Linked DNA regions of Homo sapiens: region 1 is linked to region 2. Evidence: chromatin loops called from intact Hi-C (ENCODE). Cell type or tissue: heart right ventricle. All regions are shown on one strand. Links, peaks and the distances in the headings refer to the core of each region. The heading gives the core; the rest is flanking DNA. Region 1 has its middle 84 kb from the start of CDC7. Region 2 overlaps TGFBR3 (transforming growth factor beta receptor 3).

Region 1 (2,911 bases), core at 207-2,706, 250 kb after region 2:
CCACAGCCAGCGCTGCAAACAGGGCCTGGTATGAGTAATTAACTCTCACGTGGGGGCAGCTTGCTGTGAATTTGAAGACTCTGCAATGTCCCAGATCCTCATAAAGCAGCTCAAATATTTGCCGTCCAACGAAGCATGGCTGAAATAACACAGTCTCCTCGTTGGAGGTTTTGGGAATGCAGCATCAGCTAGACCCTGGGGCCCTGTGGCTTCCGTCCTCTCCTGGAGAGGTGACCAGCTGAGGAGTCAGGCCTCCTTGGCTCCCAGGAAGGGGGAACAACATCTGCTGTGGCATGTGCCCTGCCTGCTTCATCTCTCACCTGGCTTTAAACACACAGGGAATCAACACCAAGCTAGAAGCTAGACGGCAGGCCCTCCTCCCTGTGTTTAAGCTCACACAGCCACATCTGATGCTGTGGAGAGGGCTAGTGTCAATCAGACTCAGACCCTCATTTAGTTTTCCTGCGCATGTGTGATGAAGCCAAACCATTTACTAGGACCTGGGTTTGAAGGATTTTGGAAAACATTCTTGGAACCTTGAAAGGCTGGCTTCCCAAAGAGTCTCTCAACCCCTCTCTTCTTTTTCTTTCTTCTGTGGTTTCCTTTTCCTTCTTCCCCTTCCTCTTTTTCTCTGCCCTTTGTTCTCACTCCAGAAACACATAACCAAACATTTACTGGGATCATGCCCGTGATGTAGGTAGGGGACAGGAGAATGGAAGGCACCGTGCCTGCCTTCAGGGGACCGACTGGTCAGCATGGGGGAACATGGGGTGGTGAAGGCAAAAGAGAGGGCAGATGTCAGTTGAGCCGAGTCTTGAAGCAAAGGTAAGAATTGCCAGTGGTCTCCTCCGTGCTTCGGTTGTCATTTATCTGCCCCAACTCCCTCCTTTCATACCCTTTGCCATCCACTAGGCTCTCACTGGAGAAAGAACCTGGCAGCCAGCAGTAAACTCTGACATCTTCTTATGGCCATCTCTGGCCTCATCTCCTGGGTAAAGAAATCACTCTCGAATGCAAACCCTCCTAACTTCCTGACTCTCCAGAAGTACCCAAAGTAAAATTTCAAACACCCAATCACCTGCCCACTTCTAATTAGAGCTGGCAAGTCCTCTCAGCTACGGTGGCCACTTAACATTTCTGCAATTCTCTTAGAACACGAACAGACTTTCAAATCTCTTTCCTGTTGTTCACAGTGTTCCTGGCTGCTATGGTAGATTGTGCTGTTGCCTCTATTTTCACTCATGCCCCAGCCACACCAACGCTTGTAAGAGGGCCAGAAACAGTTTTAAACATAATTTGGCTTCCAGCCTAGAGCCGAATTTATCATCCACTCTTTCCCTGGCATCACACTTGTCCTGCCAACCTCTGGTACCTGGCTCAACTGTAGCCTGAAAGAGTTAACAGCCAATAAGCCAGAACTAACTCTTAGGGGAGGAGCTTTAGAATGCTGACATGATAGTCACCAGATCTGCAAAATGGTATTCAGCAAAGTGTGAGATTGTTAGGAGACCAAATGCTAAACTTAATACATGAGACCTTGACACTAGGTACCAGATAGATCCACTTTCAGGTCCCCTTTTTGCAGAATCCTTAGGAGCAGCATGTCATTTACCCACGCTGCTTTACAAATGCTGCATCTGGAGTCAAGAAGACAATCTGAGGGGTTTGGAGGTTGCCGTCTGCCTGGTGATCAGAATGCTGCCCTTATGTCATATAGCACATCAGAGGGAAGTCATTGGACTGCATCACCTGCATCTCCTGGGAGCTTGTTAGAAATGCTGAATCTTGGGCTCACACTTGACCTGCAGAAACAGAATCTGCACGTTGACAAGATCACCAGGTGATCTGTGTGCACATTACTGTTTGAAGAGCACTGCTATAGAGTTGTACGGCAACAAAACACTTTTACATACATAAAATCCTCCTCTGAGGAAGGCAGAGGAAACTGAGGATTTGAGAAGGTGAGTGATTCTTTCAGGTCACATGGCTGGCGCCAGACATTTCTTAACTCCTACTTATTTGGCGCTCTTTCCACTGAACCACTTTGCCTCCTGCCAACAGTCAGGAGAGAATGACAGTGGCCATGGAGGCTTTCACTGAGCTCTCACCACACGCCACACATTGTTCGGATTAAGTTATTTAATATCACTGGCTCTATGAGGTGGGGGCCTTTATTTTTCTCATTTTTCTATTAGGTAAGTGGTGGAGCACCAGAATCAACTAGTGTATTCCAGACTCCATTTAAGTTGCCCACACTGAAAGTTGAATTTTGAATTTCCCAGTAGTGACTGGGAAGCAGTAAGGAAACAAGGGAATAAACCGGAACCTAGCTGTGTGACACTGGGCATGCCACATCACCCCACGTTACTTATCCAAGAAATGAGGTTGAACTGGATGATCTTTAAGGCAATTTCCAGCACTGACATTTTAGCATTCTAAATATTTCTAAATCCTTTGCTTGATATCTACTGATGGCTTTTCTTCTGAGCATCTTTGATTTAGGATCAGAAACTGTCAGCCAAGGCCAGAGGATGGGGGAAGGAGATTGGAGGCAGAGGCACATTTTACATGAATGGGACAGATGACAAGCCCCGGGACCACATCCTGCACCTGCCTGCCGGCCAGCCACAACCCAGTCTACTGTGTGGCATCGTGGGATAACTCCCAATATGGCTGTCCTGCAGAAGTTTATGAGACTAATTTAACACCACTCTTTGCAGCTGCACCACACCCAGTTCAGCTGGCAAGAGGATGCTTTTAAAGAAGAAAGGTGATCAGGTCTGGAGTGTTTCCCACAAGCCCAACGTCACACAATGAGTTAACTGCCAATGAATCAGAAACATATGGTGCTCAACAAGCTTCTCTCAGATTACGCACTGTTTAATAATCTAGGGAATCGCTATTTGTCAAA
Region 2 (2,911 bases), core at 264-2,763:
TTAATTGTTACGTGTTTTGATGTTCAGCAGGCAAAGGAAACACATTACTTTGTGTAAACAGAGGTTAATATGGAGTCTTTGAAGTCTAAATTATTGAACTATTTGCCTAAGGACAAACTTCTTAACTGTTTAGGTTTCTTCTGGCCTGTAATAAACTACAGTGGTGGAAATAACACAAAAAATCCTGTGTATAAAACATTTGGGTCCTGGTTGCGTGTTTGACCCAAATCTGCAGGTTTACCTTTGAGTTACACTGCGAATTAGGGACCTTTCATTTCCATTTTCCTTTCCTTGTAGTGGTTTAGTTGGTTCATGGTTGATAAAGACAGAAGCATATGTTTCTGGGAATGGTAAACCTTAATTTTGCTTAAGTTTTAAATGATCACTTATTTCTGGAACTGGCACTGGGGTCGAAGAATGTTTATTATTCCATGTTAACATGGGAATGAGTCTAAAGACTAAGTGACGTTTATGCTCACTTCTATTTTACAGCTTCCTTGGGCTCTAGCCAAGGTGACTTGGTTTTGCAAGAGCGAAGAGGACCTGCCTTATAGTGCAGTTTTTTTTTTTAAATTGTTTTTGTCTGAAATGATCTACCTTGAGGACAGAAGCTGTACTTTGCAGAGTAAAAGACAAACTATTACTGGTTTTAACAAATGAACAACCCAGGCAGGTGGGCATGGTGCAGGTTGTGCCCCAGCTTGTGAGGTCTAGCAGATCTTGTGGCCTTTGGACAGGCTTGCCTTGGGGAGGTGGAAACACAATGGTGATGATTTCTAACTTGAAGAGACCTTTGGGACTCCAGTCCAGAAGTTTTTACCTGTGTGTACTGGGTGGGAGGCGTGTTGTGCTTCCTGCTATGGGGGTGGTGAGAGCCGTTTCCCACCTAAGTGGGACAGGGAGAAAGCGTCTGATCGGCACACAGGGTGCAGAAGCAGCACTGGCCCAACTCCACACTCACTTTTCCAGGATCATTCCTTTTGCACCAAGCTCTGACCCTGTGCCCTCTCACTGCTCTGGGGACTGTTGAAGCCACAAGGAGGAAGTTGCTACTCCTTATGCCCTTCATTCTTCCTGTGCCCCAGACCGAGATCTGTCAGGGGTGGGGTATTGGACCCCACCTGAAATCACTTGTGTATCTGGCAGCTTTCTTGGGAGTTTCTCCTCAGGGGGCAGACTCCCATATAAAGTACTGGCTGGTATGACTGCAGCTCCCGTTGACCCACTCACTGTTCACAGAAGCCTAGGAACAGACTGTAGAACCCAGAGAAAGCTCTGGGTGACCTCTGTTATTTAGCAGCTGCTTGCAGCACCAGTCACTGTGGCAACTGGGCTTTGTTTATGAAAATGAATGAGGACCTCAAGCCTGGGGCATCCATACCGTGGACAGAGCTCCCCCTGGAAATCGACTGCCTGCCAGATTGCCAGGGCTAAACCAAAACAAAGACATACCAAACACAAGTAGCCAGGAAGTATTCTGCCCTTGGGGACGAGCACCAAGTCCCGATTGCCTGTATCCCTCTTCACCAAGCATAACCCTGCCAGGCTGAGCTGATCTTGGTTATGCCAGAGAAAGACAGAGGCAAAGAACATGGTACTAGTATTGGCAGTTTTTGGAACACAGCCTTGTATTGCTCAGGTCTGGCCTCTAGTTCTGGTTTTAGATGGAAAGAGTGTTGAGTACCAAAGATCTAGCTTTTTGAAAATTTTATTTCAGGCCCTGCCTTTATGTAAACTGTAACGATCATTTGGGTCTGTACTCAAGAGGCAGGAGAATCACTTGAGCCCGGGAGTTCTGGGCTGTTGTAGTGCACTATGCCAATCAGGTGTCTGCACTAAGTTCAGCGTCAGTGTGGTGACTTCCCTGGGGACTCCCAGGGGACTGCCAGATTGCCTAAGGAGAGATGAACTGGCCAGGTCAGAAATGGAGCAGGTCGAAACTCCCATCCTGATCAGTAGTGGGATTGTGCCTATGAATAGACACTGTATTCCAGCCTGGGCAATATAGCAAGATCCTGTCTCTAAACAAAACAAAACAAAACAAAAAAAAACCCCTTGTCTGGAACAACTGAGTTTGGAGTTTGTTGTCCCCTTAGAGTCCTTGCTTTCATAGTGATTGTTTTCTTGTGTCCAAAGCATCCTTGGTAGTTTTAACTCTCCATGGGAATTGGTGAGCCATGGACATCATCTTGGAGCACACTTTGAATCTCAGAGCTTCCTTTGAGGGGACTGCTATGTTCTGGGTGCTTCTGGTATTCACAGGTTCTATGATTCTATGGCTGGACCCTTCTAGCATATGTGCCCTTTGGTGTCACTTTGTCAGAACCACAGCCAGTGCATGGGTCTTCTGATGCCATCCTGTGGCTCTCTTCCCCACACCATGCCTTGTTTTTTTTTTTTTGTTTGTTTGTTTTTTTGAAGACCTTCGAGTCTCGCTCTGTTGCTCAGGCTAGAGTGCAGTGGGGCAATCTCAGCTCACTGCAACCTCTGCCTCCTGGGTTCAAGTGATTCTTGTGCCTCAGCCTTATGAGTAGCTGGGATTACAGGTGCGTGCCACCACACCTGGCTAATATTTGTATTTTTAGAAGAGACGGGGTTTCACCATGCTCTCCAGGCTGGTCTTGAACTCCTGACCTCAAGTGATCTGCCCACCTCACCCTCCCACAGTGCTGGGATTACAGGTGTGAGCCATCGTGCCCAGCCACACTGTGCCTTGTTACTGCATGTCTGCTTGGGTCATGGCCCAGGTGTCATGGTGGAGGGGGCGGGGTTGGGAGGTAGAGAGTGCTGGCATTGGTGATTTGCCAGCAGGACACATGCCCAGGAAGATGGTCAGAAAAAGAGGGACTCCTTCACGTACGTATAAGTCAGCTTTAGCCTTAAAGCTTCAAACACCCACTCACTGCATTGA

The links. Hi-C counts contacts between places; a loop is a spot of excess contacts. Peaks named below come from ENCODE experiments on the same cell type or tissue, not always from the same donor. Only the 100,000 strongest peaks of a DNase experiment are listed, where the experiment ranks them.
Region 1: a loop joins it to region 2, with 1.9 times the contacts of the local background. A loop is called at or near these places in 2 of 110 quality-filtered maps.

Annotation. Positions count from the first base shown.
Region 1 is chr1:91,583,417-91,586,327 of GRCh38, reverse strand. No RefSeq gene overlaps it. Among named protein-coding and RNA genes, the nearest start is that of CDC7, 84 kb to the right of the region's middle. In heart right ventricle, for the core only: no CTCF peak of the experiment used is centred there; a DNase peak (open chromatin) is centred at 1,240; H3K27ac peaks cover 2,301 bases.
Region 2 is chr1:91,828,886-91,831,796 of GRCh38, reverse strand. All of the region lies in intron 2 of TGFBR3 (transforming growth factor beta receptor 3), which reads left to right. It also overlaps the pseudogene RN7SL653P. Among named protein-coding and RNA genes, the nearest start is that of TGFBR3, 56 kb to the left of the region's middle. In heart right ventricle, for the core only: a CTCF peak has its summit at 1,397; a DNase peak (open chromatin) is centred at 1,406; H3K27ac peaks cover 2,393 bases.